Regions from separate parts of the Homo sapiens genome. Here all the other regions are linked to region 2. Evidence: chromatin loops called from intact Hi-C (ENCODE). Cell type or tissue: mammary epithelial cell. All regions are shown on one strand. Each heading gives the region's core, and the rest is flanking DNA. Links, peaks and the distances in the headings are about the cores only. Region 1 holds the start of LOC124901013 (a long non-coding RNA gene). Region 2 holds the start of LOC105379048 (a long non-coding RNA gene). Region 3 overlaps CMYA5 (cardiomyopathy associated 5).

The links. Peaks named below come from ENCODE experiments on the same cell type or tissue, not always from the same donor. Only the 100,000 strongest peaks of a DNase experiment are listed, where the experiment ranks them.
Region 1: it touches region 2 in a loop (7-fold over the local background); 97 of 110 quality-filtered maps call a loop at or near these places.
Region 3: a loop joins it to region 2, with 14 times the contacts of the local background. A loop is called at or near these places in 53 of 110 quality-filtered maps.

Annotation. Positions count from the first base shown.
Region 1 is chr5:79,543,529-79,553,732 of GRCh38, reverse strand. LOC124901013 (a long non-coding RNA gene) reads left to right here and starts at 6,098. Exons shown (of 2, transcript XR_007058839.1): 1 at 6,098-6,279; 2 at 9,321-9,947. LOC105379047 (a long non-coding RNA gene) reads right to left here and starts at 6,160. Exons shown (of 3, transcript XR_948497.3): 1 at 6,089-6,160. In mammary epithelial cell, for the core only: no CTCF peak of the experiment used is centred there; a DNase peak (open chromatin) is centred at 5,552.
Region 2 is chr5:79,852,440-79,862,643 of GRCh38, reverse strand. LOC105379048 (a long non-coding RNA gene) reads right to left here and starts at 2,783. Exons shown (of 3, transcript XR_948500.3): 1 at 2,704-2,783. In mammary epithelial cell, for the core only: a CTCF peak has its summit at 4,318 (motif pointing right); no DNase peak of the experiment used is centred there.
Region 3 is chr5:79,698,403-79,708,606 of GRCh38, reverse strand. All of the region lies in intron 1 of CMYA5 (cardiomyopathy associated 5), which reads right to left. Among named protein-coding and RNA genes, the nearest start is that of CMYA5, 14 kb to the right of the region's middle. In mammary epithelial cell, for the core only: a CTCF peak has its summit at 5,494 (motif pointing left); DNase peaks (open chromatin) are centred at 5,176 and 5,786.

The DNA of each region.
Region 1 (10,204 bases), core at 2,525-7,524, 310 kb after region 2:
CCACTCTGTTTGCATCTTCTCTATGGTTCTTCATTGTACTTGCTGTGTCCCTGTTAGACCTTTGATACCTAAAGAGGGTTGATCATGTCTTTTTATGTTGCCATCTCCAGCTCCAGCACAATGCCCGCACCTAGTAAACACTTAACAAACACTTAACAATATCTCTTTGTTGCATGAGTAAATATTTTTTAGTATTCTTAACCCCTGGGCTGGTTTCATTTTATCTATCTTATTTTTCTATTTTCACAGGATTTAATCATTTATGTATACCAGTTTAGCATCTTTCTTTTGATATTCGTATAAGTAGTTATAATAACCTTATCTTGGGGCATCATTACTGTATCAAATACATTATTGCTGAAGTCAGGACTTTTGTAATTAAAAGGAACAGATAATCACTTAAGCTAACTCAAGGGAAGGAAGGGCTGCGGCTGTGGGTATTTTTAAGACACTGCAGTGATCCTGTGGTGATCCAAGCACAGGAAGCCTCATGGGAAATGGGGCTGGTACAGAGCAGCTTTTTCATCTCTTGTCATGTTGTGGCATCTTTCTATGCACGTGCTCTAGTGTTTTTCGCTGAGCTCCATCTGTTTTCAATTTCCTGGTAACTTGCCTGTGAATTTTGGCTATCATTCAAGTCCCTGACGTCCTTTCACTCTGCCTCACTATGTCCTCCCTTTTTCTCAAATTTCAGATCCATAAGGGAGAACTCTAATTGACCCAGTTCATCTATTTGGGCCAAGCCACAGTCATTCATTCATTTATCAAATATTTACGGAACACCTAATATGTGCCAAGGACTCATCTCGATGCTGGGGTAAAGACAGTGAAAAAGACAGATAAACATGTCTGCCCTCATGGAGTTTACATTCTATCCACCACAATCAAGTCACTGAACTGGCAGTACGTAGGCCAGACGCTATCTTTTGACATCATCACCCAGGGTGGAAGTGGAGAGGCAGGGTCATGTGGCATAAAACATGGCCACTTGGTCAGCAAAGGTGGGCAGGGCAGATTCCACAAAAGGAGGTGTGGGCAGGCATGGAGGGACTTTGGCACAATTTTAGTTTGAATTTTCTCTATATTATTCAGAATTCCCTTAATTTATTCTCCTTGCTTCCTATATGTCTCATATATGGCTTTAAAAACATTATTTAAATCATACCTTCCTTGATTCATGCAAGGACGTCATGATATCCGAACACATTGTTACATCTTCTAAGTAGGTGTAATCTTGAAAAGTAATTTGAAAGACTTTGCCTTAAGAAAAATCTAAAATTTGAAATGTTTTTCAATGCCTAAAGAGCACATTCCAAGGCAGGATGGTTAACCTTCTACTTTTAATTTAATTGTCTTGGCTCACTTTGCAAGTACCAGATGTTGTTATTCCCATTTATATCTTGTAGTTAGGGAGAAAAAGAAATGACTTTAGAAGCCTTTAATAACAAACCCTAAACTCCATTAAAGTCTATCTTTCTGTGTGAATCTGCGTTTCTAGGATCACTGTGTGCACAGGTGCAGGTCTATATGTCTGTGCACAAGTCAACGTGGCATAGTATTTTCACTGTCTCTTGATATGTCTGTCTTTATTCCTTTGTTCATCTTTTTCTCCTCTACCTCTCCATTTTTTCTCCCTTCTCTTCCCTCAGCCCCCAAGTCTGTTTGTCTCCCTCAACTAACTATGATATAGAATTGAAATCAATGTTTCAGTACTGGTGCCACCACTTCACTGGTTTGCAATGATAGATAAGTACCCCAAGACTAAATTACCATTTGGTAGTATGCCCAAAATTCAGTTAGCTGCCAACAGGTGAGAAGTAATGACTCAGCCATAGGCCCAAATGGCAAGGCTTCTTACGGGACTAGCTCCCACCAAAAATATACCCTTTCACTTACAACTCCATAAGTTACTGAAATGCATAAATGCATTATGTGAAATTCATAATGATGGTGCTCACGTATTTTTTATTAGAAAATGGTCACAATGTATGACAGTATCAAGAAAATCTAACACCCTTCTACAGTCAAGAACTTTTCTCATTAGACTTAACTATAATCAAATACTCTCCTCAATAATCCTCTATTTCAACTAGCCCAGGGTTACTCAGGCCTACACAGATTAAATTTGCCATAAATCTCTTCAAATCAAAAGTCTACAAGGGTCCTGGCTCCAGGACTATGGGACTTTGGACCAATTTATCATAAATAAACTCTTGTTGGTAGTTTTCACTCTGCTTTTATTTTTATTTTAATTTTATGTAAGTATTCATTTATTTATTTGAGATGAAGTCTTGCTCTTTCACCCAGGCTGGAGTACAGTGGTGCGATCTCGGCTCACTGCAACGTCCGCCTCCCGGGTTCAAGCGATTCTCCTCCCTCAGCCTCCCGAATAGCTGGGAGTACAGGTGCCTGCCACCATGCCTGGCTAATTTTTGTATTTTTAGTAGAGATGGCGTTTCACCATATTGGCGAGGCTGGTCTCGAACTCCTGACCTTGTTTGCTGCCGGCCTCAGCCTCCCAAAGTGCTGGGATTACAGGCGTGAGCCACCCCGCCCGGCCTCGTTATTTATTTTTTATTTTATTTATTTATTTATTTATTTTGAGATGGAGTTTCACTCTTGTTGCCCAGGATGGAGTGCAATGGCCCAATTTCGGCTCACGGCAACCTCCACCTCCCGGGTTCAAGCAATTCTCCTGTCTCAGCCTCCTGAGTAACTGGGATTACAGGCATGTGCCACCATGCCCGGCTAAGTTTTATATTTTCAGTAGAGACGGGGTTTCTCCATGTTGGTCAAGCTCGTCCCCAGCTCCTGACCTCAGGTGATCCACCCACCTCGGCCTCCCAAAGTGCTGGGATTACAGGTGTGAGCTACCCTGCCCGGCCTATTTATTTATTTTTAAAGATAGAGTCTCATTCTGTTGCCCAAGCTAGAGTGCAGTGGCGAGATCTTGGCTCACTGCTTCCACCTCCAGAGTTCAAGCTATTCTCCTGCCTCAGCCTCCCAAGTAGCTAAGACTACAGGCGCCTACCACCACGCCTGGCTAATTTTTGTAATTTTAGTAAAGACATGGTTTCACCATGTTGCCCAAGCTGGTCTCAAACTCCTGACCTCAGGTCTCCTGACCTCCTGCCTCGGTCTCCCAAAGTGCTGGGATTACAGGCATGAGCCACTGCACCCGGCCTAATTTTTTTAATCTTTGAGACATGGTCTTGCTTTGTCGCCCAGGCTGGGGTGTGTTGGAACAATCGCAGCTCACTATAGCCTCGATCTTCTGGGCTCAAGCAATACTCCTGCCTCAGCCTCCCAAGTAGCTGGGACCACAAGTGTGTCCCACCATACCTGGTAAATTTTTCTTTTTCTGTAGAAATGGGGTTTCACCATGTTGCCAAGGCTGATCTCAAACTCCTGGCCTCCAGTGATCCACCCACCTCGGCCTCCCCAAGTGCAGGAGGATACAGGCATAAGCCACTGCACCTGACCACTCTGCCTTTTTAAATTTTTATTTATTTTTTTTTTGAGACAGTCTCTCTCTGTTGCTCAGGCTGGAGTGCAGTGGTGCAATCTCAGCTCACTGTAACCTCTGCCTCCCAGGTTCAAATGATTCTCGTGCCTCAGCCTCCCGAGTAGCTGGGATTACAGGCGTGAACTACCATGCCTGGATAATTTTTGTATTTTCAGTAGAGACAGGGTTTTGCCATGTTGGTCAGGCTGGTTTTGAACTCCTGGCCTTAAGCAATCCACCCGCCTCAGCTTCCCAAAGTGCTGGGATTATGGGTGTGAGCCACAGCACTCGGCCTACTCTGCTTTTAAACTCCAAGTGGATCTATAACGGTTTGCTTACAAATTGTAGAAAGCCAGCATTCATTACGTTCTCTAACTCTCCCTGTTCCTTCTGACCTCATCTCTTTGATCTTATAGCAAAAGTGTATGGCAGCAAGAACAGGGACAGAGGAGACAATGTTTTAGCATGATCTAGACTTGAATAAAAATCCTAGGATGATCCTTTTTCAGTCAAAAGGCAATTCTACAACTGTTGACTAACTTCATCTGATTCCTTCCACACTAGTAATTGAATGTATACCTACACTTGCTGTGTATATATTATTGACTCATTTCAAACAACTTTAATAACATTATAACACCTTTTAAAAAAACTTGCTTCTTAGTGTGACACAATCTTGAAGTGATATTAGACATTACCCTCTTGTTCTAAAATATTTCTGTAACACGTTAAACTAACAAGAGTTTTTTTTTTTTTTTTTTTGAGACGGAGTTTTGCTCTCGTTGCCCAGGCTGCAGTGCAATGGCACGATCTTGGCTCACCGCAACCTCTGCCTCCTCGGTTCAAGCGATTCTCCTGCCTCAGCCTCCCTAGTAGCTGGGATTACAGGCATGTGCCACCACGCCCGGCTAATTTTGTATTTTTAGTAGAGACGGGGGTTTCTCCATGTTGGTCAGACTGGTCTCGAACTCCCGACCTCAGGTGAACCACCCACCTCGGCCTCCCAAAGTGCTGGGATTACAGGCATGAGCCACCATGCCCGGCCAACTAATGACAGTTTTAAAACAATTTGTTCAATTTTTCAACAAACATTTATTGAGTCCCCACTTGTGATAGGCACTAAGCGTATACCTGAGTACAACAGATAAGAATCTTGATCTCATGGAGCTTACATTCTAGTGAAGATGGAGAAGACATAACAAAATAACTAACAAGTATGCAGTATGCAAAAAGATGAAGTGCTATAGAGAAAAAAAATGAGAAAAGGCAGATAGGAAGTTGGAATTGCAGTACAAAATAAGATGATCAGATAGGCTGAGTCTTTTGAGATAGTTGTGTATTTTCTATTCTTGATTTCAAAAGCAGAGAAATGTCCATTTATAATCCTCCTAGTATAAAAAGGTAACTTACTATTTTTAATTGCTCTTGAACTTAAATGCTCTTATTAAGTATCTTTGTGTTGGATCTTCTGCCAGAAAATAAATAAATAAATAATACATAAATAAATAAACTAAACCAGAGCTTAGGTTTTGCTGGTTGTCTGCAGCTGCTTCAATTTATCAACTTAGCAACATTCTACTTTCTGAATTGACTGGCAATTTTGGGCATCAGAAGACATGTACCTAAGAGTTGATAATTCCAGAGAAAGAGAGTACTCTAGATTGTCTGAGACCAAAAAACTCTGGTGAAGCTGTCTGATTTTAGTCATGTCAAGTTAATGCAGAAAATTCTTGTATTTCATGTTGTCCATTTCACATACAACAGATAACAACACTAACCTACTATAACTGTAGTTTAAATTGCTTTCAAGCATATGAGAATGGGTTTAGGTTCTCTATTTCTGTTGCTTTCCTGCCTTTTTTTGTGTACCTTCCTTTTTTTTTTTCCTCTCACCTTGAAAAAACCTCTACTGAGTACCTACTTACCAGCCAAGTAGATATGGGACATCACTTCAGCTTCTATTAAACCAAATCAGTGGTGCTTAACCCTGGCTGTGCACTGGAATCATCTTTTAAAATTACTCATGTCTGGGCCCTGATTCCAGTTAAACCAGAATTTCCAGGGGTGGGACCCAGGCATGAGTACTTATTCATTTATTTACTTATTTTGCAATCAATCATGTTTTCATTTTCTTCTTTCTTTTTCCCTTCCTGTACACCTTCTTTCTCTCTTTTGTCTTTCATTCGTTCACATATGCCTCATATATATTTATAATTTTAAAGATATGCCATTATACTCCACATTATGATTTTTTAAAAATTCCAATTACATAAAAGATTCCAATGCACAGTTTAGGCCAACAATCCCCGAACTTAGCCTACAGGCCCTCAGCAGCCTCCCACCCAGCACCACTGAGGGTGTCCTCAGGAAATCAATCAGTACTTTGTTACCTCTGTGGGGACTTCAGCTTTCACCTCATTCTCTTATTCTTTCAACTCCTTTCCTCCCTCTCCTTTACTTCTTACCCTTCTTGTCTGCTTCTGCCTGAGGCCTGCTGACAGTACCTGCTAACACTGTTTAGCCCTATTGGTGGCCAGCATTAGGTTAGGTTTTCAGCCCCTGTTGCAAAACAGATCTAGTTACCTGGAGATTGCTCACTCATCACTTCTGCGGCTGCTTCTGTGGTTCTCTGGGGCCTCTCCACACCTGCCAGGCTGGCTGCTCTTCATGGCTGGTGCTGCCATGGGCCAACCCCAGGATGGCATGCTTTGACCCTCAGAATTCCCGTCTAAGAAGTGCTATCAGAGCATGTGTGTATGCTCTCACTGCGGCAGGTAAGGCATTTAATCATCATCTGGCCCTTTTCCTCTTTGCCATCTCACTTCCCACTATCACCACCACAGTACTCCCCGGCTGCCATAAACACACGTCACCTTATGTGTGCTATTATGTTTCCCTAGATAAAACCTTTCCTGAATCTGGAAAACTGCATATTCATTCTGCAGAATCCTAACTCAGCTGTTACTCCCCTAAGAAGCCTTCTCCAATCTCCTTGATCACAGTGTTGTTCACATTGTATCCTGCTGGCTTGTGTGTTTATGTTCCTGGCTCCTCCCTAGGCTCAAGGCAGAGGCTGGCTCTTTATTCTAAATGTCTTTAAATAGATAACAGCTTTTCAGTAAACGTTGAATGGAGGAAAATGTGAATAGACCCAAGGAACGTACATGGCAAACTACAGTTAGCTTGTAGACCACATCTGGCCCATCGCTTGTTTTGGTATCTAGAGTTTTATTGAAATACAGCTACACACATTTGTTTATGTATTCTGTGGTTGCTTTAGTGCTACAAGGCCAGAGACGAACAGTTGCAACAGAGACCGTGTGGCCCACAAAAGGCAAAAATATTTACTCTCCAGCCCTTTCCTGAAAAAGTTTGCTGACCTCTGATCTAAAAGAAACCTGAGAAGTCTCCTACAGTAACATATCCAGTAGAAAGATAATACAAGCCATCCAGTTAATTTTAAATTTGCTTGTAGCCACATTAAAAAAGAAAAAAAACTGGTAAAAATTATTTTAGTAATATGTTTTATTTAATCCAAAATATCCAAACATTATCATTTCAACATGCAATTAATATAAAAATTGTTTTGTAGTGAGATATTTTACATTCTTGGTGTGGTACTAAGTCTTTGAAATCCAGTGGGTATTTTACACTTACAGAACATGTTAATTTTGACTAGTTTCACTGTAAGTGCTCCATAGTTACATGTGTGGCTAGTGACTATCTTACTGGGCACTTCTAGATCAAATCCATCAGGTTATAGTTGAAGAAATTGGTCCAGAGAGAGTAAAAGTTTAATCTAATGTCACATTTAGTAGCAAAATTGGGCATTAAACCTGGCTGTCTTCATTCCTAGCAAAGTGCTCCACTGTCACATCATACTAACTTTGGCCTTATTGTTTGTTCACTAGAAGAGATATGATAAGAAGATCTAGTTCCTAATTCCGTACAAGCATTAATAAGTTGTGTGATTTTAGGATATTTCTTAGCTTCTCAGGATTTTCATTTCCTCATCTGTAAAATAAGAGCACTCAACTCACTAAAACTTAAAGGTTTTAAAATTTGAATGGTATATGACAAATCAAACATGTTTGGTTTACAAACCAGAACACACTGCAGTTATTTTGCCTGAGAATTCTTTTCCTAAGAAGCTGTGTGCAAATATGAATTCATGGCTATGTTGACTGTCAGCATAACTTGAGGAATGCTCTCAGAGGCCAGATTTCTGATGGACAATCCATTCACATCGACATTTTAGTAATAAGGACCAAGAGATTTGGAAATGATCCAAGAAGGTCTTCACTGAGGAGTGAAAGAGCAAAGAAGGGACTGGTGTTAGGGCCCATATGGGACAGTGGAATGGCTTCCTCTCTCTGCTAAGCAGCACCAGTGTCTGTCACAGGCAACAGGGCCAGTGAAAGGAAATGAAGCTGGCATATCTTAAGAAATTAGAGGATAGAAAACTGTGACAAAGATTAGATAATCAGATTTGATTATCTATTTATTTATTTATTTATTTGAGACAGGGTCTCACTCTGTTGTCCGGGCGGGAGTGCAATGGCACGATTTTGGCTCACTGCAGTCTCAATTTCCTGGGCTCAGGAGATCTTCCCACCTCAGCCTCCTGAGTGGCCGGGACCACCAGGCATGTGCCAGCACGCCCAGCTAATTTTTTTTGTATTTTTTATAGAGATAGGGTTTTGCCATGTTGCCCAGGTTGGTCTCAAACTCCTGGGCTCAAGCAATCCGCCCGTCTAGGCCTCCCGAAATGCTGGGATTAGCCACTGTGCACAGCTTTTGTTTTGTAAATAGTAAATATTGTAACAGAATCAATGGCTTTATTAAATTTGTACTCAAACCACAGAAGAAATGTAACAATGTAGGAGAAAGACACACCGAAATGGAGAAATGGAGGTGGGCAGGCACCAAAAACAAATGTGCTTTTTAAAAAAAGTTTGCCTAAGATTCATTGTGTTCACTTTAAAACCCATTTACACCTTTCCCCTTCCTCTTAACAGAAACATTGCTTTCCTTCAGGGACTGGAGAAGATTGCAGTATAAGGCAAAAGTATGGGCTTTGGAGTTAGACAGACTTGAATATGAACCCTAGATCCTCCTGTAAAAATTATATGGCCTTGGCACAAGTTCGTGCCTCCGTTTCCTCCTCTGTAACATGTGCATAATAATAGTACTTACCTCACAGGATAGAAGATTAAATGATTAAATGAGGCAGTATATGAAAAGTTCTTAGTACAGTGGGTATCACATAGTAAGTTCTAAATTAACCTTAGCTATTAGTCTCATTCTGAAAATAGGTTTCAAGAGGCAGGAGAAAAACTGCCAGTGTGCTATATCCACAGCTGGCTATAGGTGAATCAGAACCGGTCCATCATGTTTATGGAAATGGTGGTATAAATTAAATTGTGTACATGTAAATTAGTGCAACTCTAGAGCATTCCAAGGGAATCTGACTGTGCCACTGACTCCTCTGTTATAAATGCCTCCAGATAGTGACTGGGCAGCTGGACATGAAGGTAAGGAGTCTCCCAGGGAATTCTGCCAGACATCTTGCTTTTGTTACCTGATAGGTACGTTCTTCAGAATTCTAAAACGGAATTTTGTTTCTTTATGGCAGTATTTCATGTCTATAAGCGTGTGCATTGCTAACTGACTTCAGAATGGTTTTGTTACCTTTCATCTTTCTGGAAAAAAATGACACAACAGTTTAAGTGACTTCAAGTTTACATCTTGTGTAGGAGAATTTGCCTTCCAGTACCGAATGACTTTATAAAACAAAACTTGTGCATTTGTGCAGCCAGCAGAGGTGGGTTCCGTCCCAGCCGACTCATCTACCACGCTTCCTGCAAGATGGATTCAACTCAGCATATTTGCAATCACTGGCCAAAGACCAAGGAGACAGCCCTGGGGATTTCTTCCTGGGACACTTCTCAAGGAAAACTCAGTTCCTTAGATAGAACAGCAGATTTATTTTGAACCAACTGTCAGCTATAATTGAACTAGGAGACTACCCTTTTTCCTGTAATTTAGAGTATTTAAAAGAAATACACAATAATAACTACATCCAACACTTACGTAGCACTTACTGGCCACCACTATTCTGACTATTTTACTTTTATTAACTCATTTAATCTTAACAACCCTATGAAGCCCATACTGCTATTATCGTCATTCTCATTTAACAGATAAGGAAACTGAAGGACAATGATGTTAAATAACTTGTCCAAGACTACACAGCAAGTAAGAAGCAGAGCCTGAGATCGAGCCTAGGCAGTCTGGCTCCAGTTTGTGCCTTTATTTCCCTGTGCCACCATCTACAAGTTAAGAAGTGCCTTTTTAATTTTTGGCCAATGTTTTTGATGGGACTGCAAGTATGTAGAATTTAATGACTATTTTATTTAATAAAATTATGTATAATACTTGACTTTGATACTAAGTCAATTTGTACTTTTTCAGGACTTCTAAGTTGTTAGTTCTTTGATAAAATGATTATAGGATTACAATACATTTTATTTTGTGAATAAAGAATGAGAAACAGGCTGGGCACAGTAACTCATGTGTATAATCCTAGCACTTTGGGAGGCCAAGACTAATGGATTGCTTTGAGCTCAAGAGTTTGAGACCAGCCTGGGCAACGTGGCAAAACTTCATCTCTACAGAAAATACAAAATTAGCCGGGTG
Region 2 (10,204 bases), core at 2,016-7,015:
AATTGTTAATAACAGTGTATATGGGCCTTACAACATATGCAGAAATAAACTGTATGACGATGATAATACAGAAGACTGGAAGGGAGAAGTAGAAATATGCTGCTGTCAAGTGGTATAATATTATTTGAAAATAAGTTGTGATAAGTTCAAGATTCATATTGTAAACTGTAGAATGACCCTATGAAAATAGTTTTTAAAATGAGCTATGGCCAATAAGCCAACAGCAGATAGAATATTAAAAATACTCAATAAATCCAAAAGAGGGTAGGAAAAGATGAAGGAACAAAGATCAATTGAGACAGATAGAAAACAAATAGCATATTTGAACCCAACTATATTAATAGTTGCATTAAATACAAATGGTCAAACACTCAAATTAAAAGGCAGAGATTGTCAAACTAGATAAAACAGTGAGACCCAACAAGTGTTATCTGCAAAAAAATCTACTTTCCCACTTTAAATACAAAAATTCAGAAAAGTTAAATGCTGGAATAGAAAAAGATATACTAGATAAAAAATAATAGGAAAATGGAAATGGCTATATTTATGTCAAATGAAATGGATTTCAAGACAACGATTATTGTCAAAGATGAAAGAAACATTTCATAGCAATACATAATAATACATCAAGAAGGCATAAGACTACATGAGTGTACATCCAAAAACAGAACTTCAAAAACTTCATGTAAAGCACAAACAAAACTGAAAGAAGAAATATAAAATGTTAATACTTCTGTCTTAGTAATTGATGCAAAAAGAAATCAGTAGCGATATAGAAGATATGAACCACAGTTGGTCTAAATAATATTTGTAGAACATGACACCCCAAACCAGCAGAATAATGCCTTCTTTTCAAATGGACATAAATATTCACAAGGATAGACAATTGCATTGGCCATAAAACAAGTCTGAATACATTTAATAGGATTGAAATTATACTTAATATACTCTGTAACCTAATTAAATTAGAAATTAATAATCCCCATGGGGTCTGTTATCATGGAGGAAAACCAAAGGAATCGATTGCTGGCAGGTATGCCCTAAAAAAAAAAAATGCTAAAGGATGTTCTTCAGGCTGAAGATAGACGATATCAGAGGAAAACCTGGAAATTAGGAAATGAAGAAAAAGCAACAGCAGTATAGTAAATATCTGTGTCAATAAATACTATTTCCCTCCTCTTCAGTTACTTAAATTGTGTATGACTACTGAAAGCAAAAATCATTAAATTATATAGTGGAGATTTCAATGTATGTAAATGTAAAGGAACCAATATGATTGGAAGAGTCTATACTTTAGTTGAAGTGGGAAAATACTACCTGTAAGTAGAATGTGGAACTTTAGGTATGTATACGGTAACCCCTAGAGCACCTATAAAATTTTTAAAAACAAACAAAGATATAGCCAGGAAGCCAGTAGCTAAATTGAGATGGAATGCTAATTATTCAAACAAACATTAAATAATATTAAATGTTCAAATAATCCAAAATAAGGTATGAAATAGAAAACAGAAGAACAAAAATTAGAGGTGAAAACAGGATACAAGATATATCTTTAAATATATTCTGTATTTATTCAGATAGGTTAAAAGTAAAAAGATGGAGAAAAATGTACCATACTGGAGTGGCTATGTTATTATCAAAGCAGATTTCAGAGATAAAGAGGGACATTTCATAATAATAAAGGGTTCAATTTGCCAAGAAGACATAATCTTAAATGCATATTCACCTAACAACAATATTTCAAAATATATGAAGCAAAAACTAGAAGAACTGAAAGGAGAAACAGACAAATCCATAATTATAGTTGGAGATGTTAACACTCTTCCCTTGGTAATCAATAGAAAAAGTAGACATAAAATCAGCAAGGTTATAGAAGACACGAACAACACTATCAACCAACTTTACCCAAGTAATTTTTTTGTTTTTGAGATGGAGTTTCGCTCTTGTTGCCCAAGCTGAAGTGCAGTGGCGTGATCTCAGCTCACTGCAACCTCTGCCTCCCAGGTTCAAGCGATTCTCCTGCCTCAGCCTCCTGAGTAGCTGGGATTACAGGCACCTGCCATCAAGCCTGGCAAATCTTTTGTATTTTTAGTAGAGATGGGGTTTCACCAGGCTGGTCTTGAATCCTGACCTTAGGTGATCCGCCCCCCTCGGCCTCCCAAAGTGCCAGGATTACAGGCATGAGCCACTGCACCTGGCCCCAAATGATTTTTATACAGAACACTTCACCTAACAAATGCACATTCTTTTCAAGTACACAAGATAGACCACATTCTGTGCTGTAAATAAACCTTAGCAAACGTAAAATAATTGAAAGCAAAGAAAGTATATTCTGTAAACATAACTGAATTAATTTAGAAATCAACATAAAGATATTAGGAAAATGCTAACACTTTAAATTTATTGTGTATTTTAAACATTGCACAATAAAAATATAAAATAAAACTTGAAATGTTTAAACTAGCCCAGAATGAAAGCTTGGTGAGAATAAAAGTAACGATAGTCCCTCATTACTAGACTGTTATCAGAGACTCTGATAAGACTAAAAGTGGTGAGGGGGCGTATGGGAGGGAAATGAAGTCCCCTCACAAGTTTCCAGAAGGAAAAATCCACAACGACAAAGAACATGATAGGATCGTCCAAGGTAAATGAAATCTGCAATGTAAATCATTAAATTGTGAAATGTAAGTCATGGTTCTATACCTTCTGTGACATTTGATCAAGGTAGAAGAAAAATTCTGAGAACCTTGCTGTTTCTCCAGCAGCCTGCAGTTGTCACTCCTCCCTTCTCTCTCAACTTTTTCCAACTTTAGAATTTCTGGCAGAGACTGGACCAAAAGTCACAAGGTTTAATGAGCAGTGTCGTTTCAGGCCACGAATTTGTGAGTGCCTGTTTCTGCTCACAGCTCTGCCCACTTCTCTCTCTCTACCATAAAGCTTTTTGGTCAAACTCCACTTAAGCTTAGCAGCTGCCACTATTTCCAGGATCTGGCAACGAGAATAAACTGGTTGAATCCCAGCTGTAGGAATTTGGGCAACCACCCGACGGCTTAGCCTCATTTTCCTTAGCTGTGAAATAAAGGCAATTAACCCACCTCACAGGAGTTGTGAGGATGAAATGGAATAATTAAATTATTAAATAGGATAATTTAAATGTAAAGGTGTAAAAGTGCTTTGTCAAGAGGAAAGGCACCTTCCAAGGATTTATTGCTAAAGGAACCCAGTCTCAGGACCTCGCTGTGGTGTTCACCTGGGGTAGTGGCCAAAGGTGTGGCTTAAATCAGTGAACCATCCATCATATTTACTAGAGAGAGGGCAGAGGTGGCCCTTGACCACCAAAATCCCTGCCTCCCCTTTCATGATGTGGCACTGGTGCTGGAAAGAGGCTGACCAGCCAGAGACAGCATTTCCCAGCCTCCTTTGCATCTACGTGTGGCCAGAAGAATAGTTCTTTCCATTGGCCTGTGAGCCACAGCTGTTTTTTAAGAAGCAGGAGTGCCTTCTCCTTGCTCTTTTCTCTTCTTCTGGGTGGCTAGATGTGTATGAAAATAACCAGACCCAGATCATGGTGGAGGAGCCACAAGCCTGAAGGAATCTGAGTCCCGGAATTGCAGCACCTGGAGGAGGAGAGGCACCCAGTCACAAGAAACACCTACTTGGGACCATTATAGAAGCACAAAATAAAACATCTATGATGTTAGAGCAATTACGTATTTTGGTGTCTATGTAATAAAGCAGTTGGTATGACCTTAACAAGGAGGCTGTATAGTAAGTTCTGGGTGTAATCTCTTTCTCTGCCAAGATTTTGTGGCCTTGGACTCTTTTATACCTGTTACCTCATCTATAAGTACAGATGATAATTGTTCTTGTCTTATTGGGTTGTTAGGAAAGTTAGTTGATGTAATGCACAGAAGATGCCAATAACCATATATGTTCAGTAAATGTTGGCCATGATTATTAACAGCATAGAATTATCAGACTTTTAAAAAATTCATTCATTGACTCCAGGAAAGATTTCTACCTCTGCAACTTGTCTCCAGGTGACTGTATCCATTACATGCACACCCAAATATTTTACAAAGAAATTATTCAGGGACTTCGTGTTTTTCCTAGGCAGTTGCGTCTTTATTTGAATATAGTTAACTGGAAACCTCCAAGCCTAAAGTTTCAGGCTCAGTTTGTACCTGAAGAGTCACACATGTGGACTTAATGATAGTGTGTGACTTGACCTACAATGACTCGGAAGCCCAACTAACCTGTCCTCTTTACCGTAAAATCCAGAAGTCAGATGCTGTTGCCTTACAGCTGCAGGTCTGATTCTGACCAGCAGAGGGCAGTGCTGCACACAAACTCGTGCAACTTTTGAAGGTACCCAGTGCCTTTTCATTGTCAAGTTTCCGTGTGTGTGGGGGTGGGTTTTCTCCCCAGTTTTATTCCTTGCCTTCAGAAGAATGGCCATGATATTTCAGAAAATCATGATTATCCTCAGCTCAGCTTTGATAGTTCTTAGTCTGTTGTGTGCTCACTGGCAAATCACATTTTGTGACCCTGCATGTTGATGCTGGTGGCCCACAGGCTAAAGTGAACATCAAGGGAAATACTGAAGGGGAAATAAAGTTATAAAAAGGGCAGCCTGGGAAGGGTGGGGATTGGCCTAGTGATGCTTGGGAGAGGCGTATCTGCTGAATGTGAGAATAGGAGCCCCCGCTCCTTCCCGTATCTGCTGGCACAGCCACCTCCTCCTTGTCCTCCTTTCCTGAGTCACTTACACCCACCTAGCTTCTGCAAATGATTCCACCCCGTCTTCTCCCACAACATGGCAAATTCCGGGACTCAGTCCTATGAACCTTAGTAATTCTAAGTTGTGTGATACATTTCAGAATCTCTCCTATATGAGATTTTCTGGAAACACACATGCCCATGGCTCACTCTAGACCTCCTGAATCAGATGCTAGGGTGGGTGAGAGTTTTAAGGAGCTCCCAGGATGATCAAGGTTGGTTCAAGCACCCCACACCCACCCTGAGAACCACTGGTATAGTTAATGAAGACCTGGGAGAGGCAAATGGCAGAAGAATGGAGAGGAGGGGACAGCTGGGGTGGAGTTGATGTGATTCAGTGATCCATTGCTTCTGTTACTATCCCCATTTTCCCCAAAGGGAAATTTGCAGCCCACATATAGTGACAGGTGATCTCACTGCTTTCTTTTTCTTTTTTCTTTTCTTTTTTTTTTTTTTTTTTTTTTTGAGACGGAGTCTCACTCTTCACCCAGGCTGGAGAGCAGTGGCACAATCTTGGCTCACTGCGGCCTCCGTCTCCTGGGTTCAAGCGATTCTCCTGCCTCAGCCTCTTAAGTAGTAGGGATTACAGGCCCCTGCCACCACGCCCAACTACATTTTGTATTTTTAGTAGAGACGGGGGTTTCACCAAGTTGGCCAGGCTGGTCTTGAACCTCTGACCTCAGGTGATCCGCCCACCTCGGCCTCCCAAAGTGCTGGGATTACAGGGATGAGCCACCATGCCTGGCCCTCACTGCTTTCTTCATGGAGAGAAGGAAAGCTCTTCAACTGTTCTCCTGCCTCTCTCACTCTTGCCCTGGGTTCTTATCCATATTCTCCATCTTTCCTCCTCTCTGACTGCTTGGCCTCTCTCCGCCTCCACCCATGCCTGAGCCCACCTTCTCTGCCTCCTCCCATTACCCGTTTCCCACCTGCACCTCTGGCGTCACCCTCTCCAGGGATGCATTTCCTCCTGCCCTCAGCCCCATCACCTGTCTTCAAAGCTTGCCTCCCTCTCACTGTCTTACGGGCTCTCCCCTCTCCTGGTGCTCCTCTCACTCTTTCCCCTCTTCCCTGTCCCCGCCTTCTTTGTGCTGGACTTGGTCACTCCTTTACATGACTATCAACACATCCTCTGAACTGGCCCCTCGGTCTCCCCCAGGCTTCCCTCCAGACTGAGTCCAGAGAGGTTCTTCTAGCACGCTAATCTGACATTGCCTTGCACTGACCTAAAAACCCTTCACTGCCCCTGCCCCACACCCCTCAGCATATCACACAGGCCTCCCTGCCTACTCTTCCCATCCTCTGGAGTTTTCCCTGTAGCAGTACGCGTCTGTGAACCTCTTAAGGAATGTTTGCTTTTGCCTGGCACTGCTTTCCCCATCTTGCTTCCTAAAATGAGCTCCCATTCATTCTACAAAACCCAGCTCAGGTACCACCTCCCCTGAAAAGCCTTTCCTTGTACACTCAGACTGATTTCATCATTCTGTCTTCTGTGATAGCTCTGGCTTAATATCAGCTTCTCATTGTTGTAACTTCCCGCTCTGAAACCTTGGAATCATGACGTATTCCTTCTCCCCATAATTTATTCATTTACAATTATCTCTTCCTTTCCAAGCGTTGAGCTTCTTGAGAATGTAGACTGGGAATTATTAATCTTGGGGCTCCAATTCCTAGCACGGCGTCTCGCTCAGTAATTGTGGGACAGAATTGGGGGAAAGCTAGTCTGTCTGCTTCCTTTCACGGATGGACTTCTTTGAAATAGCAGATGCCTGCCTGCCTTTGTAGTGTTTCTACTCCCACCCATCCCTTCACCCACTAAAATCTGTTTTCCTCACATATTTACAATCTTTGAAAGAAACAAATGACTCAGCCACCATGTCTGAAGTCTGTGCCCATTCACTTCTCTTCGTCATCCTCTCCGCATCATTTGTCACTGTTGACTACAACCCTCCCTGAAGTTCTTCCCTTGGTTTCTGTAGTGGATAGTCACTGTCTTGGTTGTGTCAATTCTACCTTCTTCTGGGAGCAGCACCCCAGTGTTCCTCTAGGGAACCAACCCTCTCCCACCCTCAGCATCCCATTTTCAGTGTCCAGGTTGAGGTGCTGCTCTCTCCAAGACCAGCAAGTCAGAGCTGAGTGTGGCTTCACATCCGAGCATAGCCACCTCTTGGCCCCAGAGATTGGCTCAGAGGTGAGCATGTAATGGCAACCATTGGAACTGTTTGTTCCTCCTGCGGCAGAAGATAGAATGGAGTTCCTGACTGCTATTTTGTCACCATAAAGAGAAGAGTCCTGAGCCAACAGAGGAAAGTAGAATACAGCGTAGGAGTAAAAATAAGTCTCAATGTCTTTGAGCCACTGAATGCGTCTGAATGTGGACTACCCTGGACTTACCAGTTATATGAGGCAATATATCTCTTTTTTTATTAAACCAATTTGAATTGTTTCTTATCACTTGCAAAAAAAAGTCTTGACAAATTATGGTTATGATGATCTGCAGTATCTCAGATTTCCACCTACATTCTCTTTCTCCTTCATTGGTTTTTTATTCTCCTCCTATCTCATGCATGGGATCCTGATGCTAATGATAGAAATTTCCATTGCAGAATACTTTATCACTCGCAACTTACCTGTCCACAGCCCTCACCAGCATTCACATTCTTCCATATTGAACACACCAATTCTGAAGCTTCAATTCTTATTTCTATATAACAAACCAAATTGTCACCTCCAATTCCAACTTCTCCACAAATGCCTGCCCTCATTTTTCTAACCACCTGCCACTCATCATCAGAATCCCACCAATACTACCGACTTACCTAAAGTCTAATTCTTCCTTCACAATTTCTCTTTTTCCAAATCCATTGCTCTTTCTGATTATTCTAATTTTGATCCAGGTATTAACACTTTCCAGTTTCCTCTGGTTTAAAACCCTAGGGTTATCTTTAATCACTCTTTCTCTATACCTCCCAGTTCAGCCCCAAAACACACACAGTTGCGAAGTCCTTTTGAGTTGATTTCTGGAATGCCTTTTCTCTGTTCCCCCACCCTATCCTCACCACCATTATGTCCTGATTAGGGACTTTAACTTCCTTTATGTAGATTCTAGTCTGCTACTGTGGCCTCACTCCTCCCTGCCCAGCAGCCCGGGGTATTCCTATAGGGCAGTTCCGAGTCCATCAGGCCTCTGCTCCAAACGTCTTGAATGGCGGGCTCCTCACTGACACGCAGGCCCTCAGGGTTCTCGCCGTCTGCTTATTCCCTACCTGTTCCCTCTCTTCAGGGGCTTCTCTCTCAAGGGTGGCTGCCTTTCCCTCTCTCATGTTTTATATGTGGAGCTCTGACACCTAGAAATCGCCCCCAGTCCCACTCCCCATCTCTATTGAAATTCCAGCCACTTTCACCCCAGGCTAAAGGTCATCTCCTTTCCTCTAGTGACCAGATAGGGAAGTACAGCATAGATGGCAGCACAGTTTGCGAGCATCAGAGCTGGTCATCCACAGATGCTCACACTGGTGCCAACCCAAGGTGAACACTCTAAGTGTGTGCTGAACAAGGTGAGCACTCTACGTGTGTGCTGTAGCCTTGGCTCGGTCCTGTCACCCTCCCACCTATGACTCACACCTGGGTCAACGTGCTTCTGACTCCCATTGAGTCAGAGAGCTGACACATGCGTGGCAGTAGGGGGCTCTACACCATCTCTCGGGCTGGAACTAAAGCAAACCAAAATGGAACAACCAGAAAGCTTAGTCAACATGCATGTGATATCCTGCAATATCCTGCATTGAGGTTCAAATTGTGAATTCAGTGGTGTGGAATGGGGGAGGCTAGGTGTTCTGGGGAGGACTTAGGCTTTTGGGAGTTTGGGTGGACTCTGGGCTCTGCATGAACCAGCAGAGGGCCAGAGCTGCCAAGAGAGTGAATGTCATCAGAGGCTTTGTGAACAAAAGGTGGTATGCGGAGCAAGGGAAATGGCAGCCCCCTTTTGCCCATCCACACTATCAAGGATTGAGGTCTGATCCAGGCAGCTCATGTCAAGAAGGAATGGACCAACTGCAGCCAGCCTCAGGCAGGATCACGGCCATGACCCAGTGGGTCAGGAAACCAGAACAACTGAGGCACAGGTAGAATACTGGGCTGAAAGGAAGACTTGGCAGGGACATGAGAGCTGTCTTCAAACATTTGGAGGGTGTCTTCTGCTTTCTAAAAGGAGTTAACCTTTGCTATGTAGCTAAGGAAGGTGGAGTTAGGGTCATTGGATAAGAACTGTAGAGGGGCATTTTAGCTTAGGAACAGGAAAAAGGTTTTGAATGCAAATATGTTCATTATATATACGCTGTGGGATTTGGGGGGGAATTTTTACCTTTTTACTTTATTTTTCCTATGAATTGTTCTTCTGATTTATAGATGTATGTGTTTTGTACTGAAGGGGACTTGGGTTGTTTTTGACTGGCCAGAGCCCATTGCCCCTTCTGGTCTCAGTCCCCAGGTTTTGTTTTGGGGAGCAGCCCCATCCCTACTCTCAATGATTTGGGTGGAGCTGTGTCCGCTGTCTGGCCCCAGGGGTGTTTCTGTAGCAGGCCTGGTCCATTCGTGTCCTCCATCCCTGGCCACAGTGATTAGTCTAGGCATCAGCCCTGACTCCAGCTGGCCTGAGAGTTGCCCAAGGCTAGCAGGAAAGAGCTGCCCTCTTCCGCCTGGGTTGCTGAGCAGACAGGAGCTTTGGGCAGGTGGTGGCTGTCTTGCCTTCACAAGGGGAAAGCCTGCCTAACAAGGAAGCAACACCTGAGGGAAGCAAAGCTGAGAGATTCAGAGTAGATGTCATTTGAGCCCCTACATTCAGTCTCGACTGAAGCCAGGACTATTTTCTGAACATTTCAGTGCTATGAGGCACTCAATTACCTTTACCTTTTTTGCTTCAACCAGGTTGTCAATTTCCTGTCTCTTATAACCAAAGAAGTCCTGATGGATATCGACAGATACAGACTTTGTCTATCATTTGTCTTTGGGATGCTGACCTGTCTGGCAATTGAATGACTACAGATACTGAAGAAAGGTCATAAAACCACTGACAGTTTAGGATCCCATAAGGGACCCTGGATAAGTTGGCCTTAGATGGCCTTTCAGATTCTGAGAATCTGTTCCGGACTCATCTGTGAATGCTGCTTCTCCTCTTTCTAAAACATCTTGTCCCCTTTGCAAAGCTCCCTTCCCTTTGGGAGCATCTCACATTCTACCCTGGGCCGGAGCTCCTGATGCCACCTCCTGTCTCCCCCATTAGATCATGACCATTTTGAGTAAATGTGATGGTAAGTTTTGCTTCTCAGCTCAATTAGTGTTAAGAAAAGGAAGGGAGGGAGGAAAGAAGAGAAAGGAAAAAAAGCAGAAGGAAAAGGAAGGCAAGAAATTTACTTTTTATGGTATT
Region 3 (10,204 bases), core at 2,491-7,490, 150 kb after region 2:
GTCGCCCAGGCTGGAGTGCAGTGGCACAATCTCAGCTCACTGCAAGCTCCGCCTCCTGGGTTCACGCCATTGTCCCGCCTCAGCCTCCCAAGTAGCTGGGACTACAGGCACCCGCCACCACGCCTGGCTAATTTTATTTTTGTATTTTTAGTAGAGACAGGGTTTCACTGTGTTAGCCAGGATGATCTCAATCTCCTGACCTCGTGATCTGCCTGCCTCGGCCTCCCAAAGTGCTGAGATTACAGGCGTGAGCCACCATGCCCGGCCAAATGTTACTTTCTATTATTATGATTAGTATTTGCCATGTGTCTTCTACTTAACAATAAGTTTCTTGAGACAGAAACTATGTGTCATTATCTTAATATACCCCACAGTGCTAAGTCCGTGGGATAGAAACAGCATGGTAGAAATAGCATTTTTGACTTCAGAGCAGCCTAGGTTTAAATCCTGGCTTCATTACTTATTAGCTATGTGCTATGGTCTGAATGTGTCTCATAAAATTCATATATTGAAACATAATCACTAATGTGATAGTATTAATAGCTGGGGTCATTAGGAGATGATTAAGTCATGAGGATGGAGGCTTCACAAATGGGATTGGCAATCTTATGAAAGAGGCTGAAGGGAGCACTCTAGGGCCTTTTGCCCATCCACTGTGTGAGGACTCAGCAAGGAGGTTCAAGCCCTCACCAGACACTGAATCTGCAGTGCCTTGATCTCAGACTTCCCAGCCTCCAGAGCTCTGAGAAATAAAGTTCTGTTATTTCTAAATTACTCAGTCTTAGGTATTTTGGTATAGCAGTACGGACAGACTAAGGCACTGTGTGAGCTCAGGCAAATTACTTCCCCTTCCTTTCCGGGGCTTGAAGGTCATCATTAGTTCAACAGGTGGCTCATATCTACTTTATAAGGTAGTTATGTGGAAATGATATGTAAAACATCTCGTGTCATACTAGGCAAATGACAAATGAAAATATTTTTCTTCTCTTCCTTTTCCTTTTCAGTGTTGAATTAACCTTGTGAAGTCCAAATTTTGAAGATATGTAAACTCACTTTAATTTATTAATAAGCCTATAATTAAGCCAAAAGGTACCTCTTTAATAATGATTACCTCTGGAAAGTGTAACTAAGCAAAATTAATATGTCTTCTAATTATTCTTCCCTGTATCATTCATTATTCATTGAATTCATTGATTCATCATCATTTATTATTCATTAACTTAGTCAACATCTTTGAGTGTGTATTATGTGTTCAAAAGGCAAGCTACACACAGTCCTTAAACAAATAGAAATGTAAAATGAAATCCTTTCTAGTGCTAGAAACATTCATAAAGTTATGCTGAGTGGGCCGTTCCAGTTGTATGTCTCAGTGGCTGCAGGTGCATCATTCCTGGCTCTATTCTGTTCAAAGCTGACAATTCTTGCAGTGGGGCTTTAACACTCATCATTTAGGACCCTGAAATGTATTCAAATACTAACTAGAAAGCTTTAACATTTTCCAACAAGCCACACCAAGAAAATTAGAGAAAAGACACTAGTGAGGATAGGTGCAGTCCACACTGGAGTTCACACCTAGTTTTGATTTAAAATTAAAACGAAGCAAAAAAACTAAGAAGAGTTATTTGTACATCTAGGAGTGCAGCTCAACTAAGGGTGCAGGGTAAGGAGTGCTGGCTGAAGAATAGCATTGCTAGAAATGGCAACATGAACCTAGGAAACAACTCATGTTCAGTGTAGGGAGACCCCCTGAAACTATTGCTACAGAATAAAAGATGAAATGCTCCTGATTATTGTAAATACAAAATTGCATGCAGGACTGTGTAAAGACAATGCCAGGTTGCACTGCCAGAATGAGCCAACAGCGCGTGATGTGCTTCCCCCCACAGAGAGCCTATGAATGGACGTGCAGTCAGGGAGGTTTCACATCACCAAGATTCCTATCCCAGAAAAGCAGATGTTCATAGCTCTGGGAATGGAATGAGACCCTTGTGGAGAGCCTATAAACGGACGCATGAGGGGCACCTGTTCATATGGATAAGATAGGGCTATAAACGCCCTGATCTTGCCATGACTCTTCTAGGCCTCTTTAGGGTTAAGGCGTACTCCGTTCTGAGAATTTCTGGTCTAACCGGTTGTCTAGCTTCACGTCCTGTTTCTATGGATTGTTTGTAACCAGCTTTTGCTGCAACTGTTACTGCTGATTAATATCTTGCTAATCACAGGTTATGGAAAGACTGTGCTTCTGTTTTAAGGCTCTGTTAGAAATTACAGATGCACACACTATATTGTAAATTCTTATCTCTGTATACTGTACTTCTGCATACAGATGTTATGTTAAAGAATTACTTCATCCCCATGTGACCATCTCACCTCATAATCAAATGACCCTAAATCCCTCACTAACCTACCCCCGCCCTCACTAAACTTAATAATAAATGCTGGTATATCCAGCACATTGGCAGCATCGCAGGACCAGAAGGCGGTGACTCCCCTGGACCCAGCTTTCATTATCTTGCGTGTGTCTATTATTTCTCGACCTGCCGATCCACCTGGGAACAAAGAAAGAGCCCTGTTGCATTGCGGGCTGCTGGCCAGATCCTGCAATAGTTCAGGGTACTAGTAGATGATGGGGAAGGGAGAGAAGAGAAAACTGACACTCGTCCATGTCCCACTCTGTGCCAGGAACATATGATGTCCTTGTGTATCTCCATTCTCATTTACCCCCACAGGTACCTGTGAAGCAGGTAGCAGTACCTGCTTCTTTCAGAGTCTGAGGCTCAAAGAGGTCAAGTGGCTATCAACAGTGCATTCCAGAGAACTGCTAGTATTCAGTTCTCCAAGAGAACTCCAGGAGAGATTGAAAGAAAGTCCTAGACGCTGATTGGTGAGATCAAACTGAAATTGATCAAGACTTTTTCTCTACCAGCTCCTGGATGATATATGCTTAAGTTGGTGTTAGGTCAATATAGACCTTTCTTCAGGTCTGTAGCTCTGTTCAATCAAGTTTAAAATATTTGCAGTGGGAAGATGTGTGGGTGGGAAATAAAAGTTCTTTCAATTCTGAAGCAGGTTTTTAAAAATTTTCTGCAGGCATGTTGTGGTGATTAAGGACTAATGGTAGCTTTGGGTTTCAGTGTTAGGGTTATTATTGATGTCCAAAACATTCCTGATTGTAAAAAAAAAAAAAATACTATATCTATCTATCTATTTATAGTATTTCTGGACATGTTGGGCATAACTCCAGTTTTAAGGGGTTCTTTTGGCTAGCTCTGGCTTAGAGCACATGTGTTGCCAAGGCCTGCAAGAGAAAATTATTTTATTTTATTTATTTATTTGAGACCAAGTCTCACTCTATCACCCAGGCTGGAGTGCAGTGGCACGATCTCGCCTCACTGCAGCCTCCGCTTCCCAGGTTCAAGAGATCCTCTTGCCTCAGCCTCCTGAGTAGCTGGGACTACAGGCGTGCGCCACCACGCCTGGTTAATTTTTGTATTTTTAGTAGAGACAGGGTTTCACCATACTAGGCCCGGCTGGTCTCGAACTCCTGACTTCATGATCTGCCTACCTCGGCCTCCCAAAATGCTGGGATTACAGGCGTGAGCCACTGCGCCAAGCCAGGAGAAAAATGTTTAAAAGCTGTTAGAAATGTTAAGAAGGGGTTAAGGCACTTGTGGTGGTAAGGAACAAACTCTTTCAGGCTAGGTTAAATAGAGGGTTTTTATTTTAAAGAAATAGAGACTTCTCATAGGTTCCAGGGGCCAGAGGTATATTTAGGCCTCCCAGTGAAGGGGAAACAGGAAAACCATCAGGAGTCAAGGGAGCTACTCTATCTCTGATGTGTCAATTTGGCTCTGGTCTCTCCTTGTCTCTACAAGTATTTTCTCTCTCTCTCCCTCTTTCTCTCTCTTTCTCTCCCTCTCTCTCTCTCAACATAGCTATCCCCAAATGGCACCCTCAGTAACAGAAAATTATTTCCCAAAGAGATTAAGAGATCAACCAAGAACAAAGGCAGGGACTCCTGGCTTTCAGAAAAGATATTTTATTGCTTTTCCCTCTTCTAATATCTATATCCAAGAGAACAAAAATAAAGGGGTAGGAAAACTTCTGCTTGTTGGCATGACTTGCTTTGATGAAGGATGGAGCCTCTCCTGGGTGATAGGACCAGTTCGAATGGCTTTCAGACCCTTGCACACAGGGTCTGCTCACAGGATTCTGGTCGCTCTACTTTGGGTGAACTGTTTTAAGGTTTCAGAAACACACTTGAGTGTGATACAGCATTCAGACCCACAGTGGGGGTCATACCCTTTCCCTATGGATTGTCACCTCCCCACCCTTCTACACTCTGGGATTCCTGCCTTGACAGAGAGTTTTTATTTAGCATTAAATACCTTTTTTTTTTTTTCCTGGACACCATCTTAGATACCAAATTATGCTCAGCAATTTTAGCTAATATTCTTCTTTACCACATCTTGGACAGTTTGGACAGTTTCACAGATGTACATTTAGAATTTTTTTTTTAACACAGTCTCACTTTGCTGCCCAAGCTGAAGTGCAGTGGTGCAATCGCAGCTCATGGCAGCCTTGACCTCTGGGTTCAAATCGTCCTCCCACCTCAGCCTCCCAAGTAGCTGGGACTACAGGTGCGCATCACGATGCCCAGCTAATTTTTTAATTTTTTGTAGAGATGGGGGTCTCCCTATGTGGACAAGGCTGGCCTCAAACTCCTGGGCTCAATCAATCCTTCTGCCTCAGCCTTTCAGTGTTGGGATTACAGGCATGTGCCACTGTTCCCGGCCCTAGAATATTTTTTGACTGACAGAAAAATTAATAATTTTCAAGAAAAGATCAAAATAAAGTTGACTAGATCTCCAAAAAGTTGAGAAATGTCCCCCAAACCTCCAAGCTAACTAAAGAGAATCTCTGCCTCCATTTCCAACTTACCAGAGAAGACAATCTGACACTACTGGAGTCTGATTTCTCCCCTGAACCAGGGTCATACATACACTCTATTATAGCCCACCTGTGAGATGGTGACAATTCTCCAAAGGAGGATTACCCTAGGCATACAGACCAAAAGGCTTTAGAAGGAATTAAATTCCTGATAATAGCAAACAGTGATACGATCTCAAAGGAGTTTTGAAACCTCAAAGCAGAAATACCAAGGTGTGTAAGACAGGTCATATTGAGGCCAGAGTGAAAGACTTTTTTGTTCTTATTGTAAAATGGAATGTCCATGCTGGAATAAACAGTGAATACTCAGATTCAGCTGATATTTAATGGGGGAAAACTTCAACCTCATATGGTTTTATCTGTTCACTGACCTATGTTGTATTTTCAATTAAATTTCCTTGGGAAATATTAACTAGTTTATTCTATTGCTTAAACAAAGTGTTGTACATCCACAGAAATAGCAAAATATACTGCATCCTGTGTTAAATGATCTGAGGGTCAGGTAACAAAATCTGAAGAAAAGCCTAGCCCGGGGCCCCCTGCTGGTCCAGCAGACATCTGACATCCAAAAAGACAGTTGAGCAAATGATCTCTCTTCCCAGTTGGTGAATTCCCCACCTTGGGGGGCCTGGGGAGACAGAGCTGACAGCACCAGATACTCTCCTAGTGAAGACCTTCACATCCGTTTTTAGACCGACTTGAGAGCTACTGAGGAAAGAAATAGATGTGCAGCTCCTTGTTCTCTCTGGCAGTAGCAGGGGTCCCAGTTGCTGCAATATGGAACTGCTGGTGTGGATGTGGCAATAGCACAAATTGTGACATCTAGTGCCCCAGCCATGGCAACAGTTTCCTCACCAGATGATTTTTTAAAAACTGCTTTATTGTAGTATGATTCACATACTATAAAATTCACCCTTTTAAAGTGTACCATTCAATGGCTTTCAGTATATTTACAGAGTTGTGCAATCATCACCACAGATAATTTTAGAACATTTTCATCACCCCAAAAAGACACCCCATGCCCCTAAAGCATCACCCCTAATCCCTTCCACATCTCCCTTCCAGCTCTAGGCAAACACAAATCTACTCTGGGTCTCTACAGATTTGCCTATTCTGGGCATTTTATATAAATGAAACCATACAATATGTTTTCCTTTGTATCTGACTTATTTTACTTAGCATAAAGTTTTCAGGGTCCATTCATGTATCAGTACTTCATTCCTTTTTATGGCCAAATAATATTCCATTGTATGAATATAACCCTTTTTTTTGAGACAGGGTCTTGCTCTGTTGCCCAGGCTAGAGTGCAGTGGCCGATCATAGCTTGCCATAGCCTCAAACTTCTGGGCTTAAGCAACCCTCCCATCTCAGACTCCAGAATAGCTAGAACTATACCATGCTCAGCTAATTTTTAAATTTTTTTGTAAAAACAGGGTCTCGCCATGTTGCTCCGGGTGGAAATGATCCTCCTGCCTTGGCCTCCCAAAGTATTGGTTAGGATTACAGGTGTGAGCCACTGCACCCAGCCCACATTTTCTTTATCTCTTTTTATTGAGATGGAGTCTCGCTCTGTCACCCAGGCTGGAGTGCAGTCGCAAGATCTCAGCTCACTGCAAGCTTCACCTCCTGGGTTCATGCCATTCTCCTGCCTACAGGCGCCCGCCACCACGCCCCGCTAATTTTCTGTATTTTTAGTAGAGATGGAGTTTCACTGTGTTAGCCAGGATGGTCTCCATCTCCTGACCTCATGATCCACCCGCCTCGGCCTCCCAAAGTGCTGGGATTACAGGTGTGAGCCACCACGCCTGGCCTCTTTATCTCTTCATTAGTTAATGGACATTTGGGTTGTTTCCATTTATTGGCTATTATGAATAATGATGCTATGAATATTAATGTACAGATTTTTATGTGGGCAAATGTGTTCATTTCTCTCGAGTACATACCTAGGAGTGGAACTGCAGAGTCATATGGTAACTCTATGTTTAACTGTTTGAGAAACTGCCAGACTGTTTTCTAAAGTGGTTGTACAATTTTACATTCCTACCAGTGTTATATGAGGATTCTGATACTTCCGCATCCTCTCCCAACATCTGTCTTTGCCATCTTAGAAAGTGTGAAGTGGTATCTTATTGTGGTTTTGTGTGTGTGAGATTTTAATTTATTTTTATTGATATGTAATAGCTGTACATATTTTCTCAGTACATGTGATCATTTGAGACATTTTACAATCAAGTCAGGGTAATTAGGATATCCATTACCTTAAACATTTATTTTTTCTTTACCCTAGGAACATTTAATTTATTTTCTTCTAGATATTTTGAAATGTACAGTCAATTAATGTTAACTACAATCACCCTACTGATCTATCAAACACCAGGTATTATTTGTTCTAAGTGTATTTGTTTGTTTGTTTGTTTATTTGAGACAGAGTCTTGCTCTGGAGTGCAGTGGCGCAATCCCACTCACTACAACCTCTACCTGCTGGGTTCAAGTGATTCTCCTGTCTAAGTAGCTGGGACTATAGGCATGCACTACCACACTCGGCTAATTTTTTTTTTTTTTTTTTGTATTTTTAGTAGAGATGGGGTTTCACTATGCTGGCCAGGTTGGTCTTGAACTCCTGGCCTCAAGTGATCCGCTTGCCTCAGCCTCCCGAAGTCCTGGGATTACAGGTGTGAGCCACTGCGCCCAGCCCTAAGTGTATATTTGTACCCATTAATCAATCTCTCTTCATCCCTGCCTCCCTGCTACCCTTCCTGGCCTGTAGTAACCACCAATCTACTCTCTATCTTCATGAGATCTACTTTCTTAGCTCCCAATGACTGAGAACATGTGATATTTGTCTATCTGTGCTTGGCTTATTTCCCTTAACGTAATGATCTCCAGATCCATCCACATCTCTGCAAATGATAGAATTTCATTGCTTTTTATAGCCGAATAATATTCCATTGTGTCTATATATCCCATTTTCCTTATCCACTCATCCATTAATAGACACTTAGGCTTTGTTGTGGTTTTATTTGACATTTATCTGATGGATAATGATGTTGACCATCTTTTCATGTGCTCACTGGACATCTGTATATTTTCTTTAGAGAACTTCTATTCAGATCCTTTGCCTATTTTTAAATTGGGTTGTCTTTTTAAAATTGAGTTGAAATAATTCATCAGACCAGTTTTAAGGCATGGTTTGAGGGGCTGTTCCTGTTTAATGACTAGTTCTCCAACCTTCCCATGATTTATGAGCTACCAACCAATTTTCTGCTTAAATTGAGCAGTTTACTTCTATTGCAAATCAAAACTAACTGGCGAAGATTCTGGAACCCAAGGCAGCACCTCTCACCTACAGAAAATAACTTACGTAAGGCTTTCCTAGCAAACTGAAACCTGTTTGGTGGCAGTGTTGTCACTAAAGCCTGGGTTTCTGAATTCATGATTCTAAAGTGTTAAACTATGCAAACTCAGTCAAAGGAAACTTATGAGATTGACAAGTGAAAACTGTAGCAGGTTGAGCAGCAAGTATGAACTGAACAGAAAGAGAAAGAAAAATATAAGAGTGGTTGCCATTTCTTGCCATTTCTCTCTAAGGTAAAGTAGACCACTGATTCCAGTCAGTTATTCAGATAAATAAGGCCTGATCTTCAGATGCCAGCATTCCTCTCTTGGGCTTGGCCCTCCAGCCACAAAGGCTGTATTATCCTGCATCTCCCTGACCACCTAGGATGGTGTCCAGGGACTCCACCAGAATTTTCTTTTAATGAGTCAAGTATGTAAATGCACTAGGGGTCCTAACTCTATCAGATGCTTTAACTCCACATTTGGTTTCAGGCAGTTCTAGTTTATAAGTCAACACGGTTAACTCTGTCCATGCTCAACTTCTCCTTCTGTTTCGGATTCTCTGAGGAGTCAGGGAAATAAGAATGTCACCCCTTCCTGCAGTTATCAGTGACTGAGGCCAGTTTGTAGCCAGTTTTCTGCAGTTTTCTGGGTGATACCCTCGGTTCACTCCTGTTAGCAGGATAGACTGAGGCACAACTATATCACCCAGTCTGCTCTGGATGCCCTCTCCTCTTCTAGGCACCCACTTCCCTCTTTCTACTTTCTAGTGTCCTCTTCTCTCAGGAAAGTAACCTAGATCCTGTATTTGAAAGGATCTATTCAAAAATGGATTCAATTTAAAGCAGATGCTGATAGGCTTAAACCCTCTCAAAGGTGTCTGCATTTCTATTAGTTATTCATCTCTCCCTATGGACTTGCATTTTGCCAGATTCAATGACCACTGCTCAGTTTTCATTCTCCATGCCCTTTATTATCTTGGCACAAGGATAATAAAGAACAAGATGATTTGTTAGGAGGGTGGTAATATGAATGGCGTTCATCAGACAGAAGGAGCTGAGATCCTAGGGATAAAATGTTATAGTGAAACCCAGTACTCATTCATTCAACATCCATTTCTTTTCTCTTTTTCTTTTCTTTTTTTGTTGTTGTTGTTGTTGTTTGAGACAGAGTCTCACTCTCTCGCCCAGGCTGGAGTGCAGTGGTACCATCTCAGCTCACTGCAACCTCTTCCTCCTGGGTTCAAGCGATTCTCCTGCCCCAGCCTCCCAAGTAGCTGGGATTACAGGTGCACGCAACTACGCCCAGCTAATTTTTGTATGTTTAGTAGACATGGGGTTTCACCGTGTTCCCCAGGCTGGTCTCAAACTCCTGATTTCAAGTGATCTACCTGCCTCAGCCTCCCAAAGTGCTGGGATTACAGGCCTTGAGCCACCGTGTCCGGTCACAACCACCACTTATTAGGCCCCTACTGTGTAGCAGGCACTGCGTTCTAGCTGTTGGCAATGCAACAGAGAAGCAAGGCCCCTTCCCTCATGGAATTTACATTCTGGTGGTGTCAATAATAAATAAAATTGCAGATAACGATAGGTGCTATGAAGCGCAATGTGAAATAATGAATGATGTGACCACGGAAGACAAGAAGGGAGTGAACTAAGCCCATGTGGCAGGGCAGTTGAGGAAAGCCCCTTTTATAAAGCGTCATTTGCACCAAAACCTGAAGAGTGGATTTAAAGAAGCATTCCAGAGACAGCAGACAGCAAGAGCAAAGACCTGGATGAGGAACAAGCTCATTAGCCTGCTGGCTTGCATGTAGTGAAAATGGCACAGTGGCTTGAGATGAGCTGAGAGAGGTAGACAGGGGCCAGTCAGGGAGAAAGTGGGAAAGCTGTGGTAAAGACACAGACAGGTGAAGTAT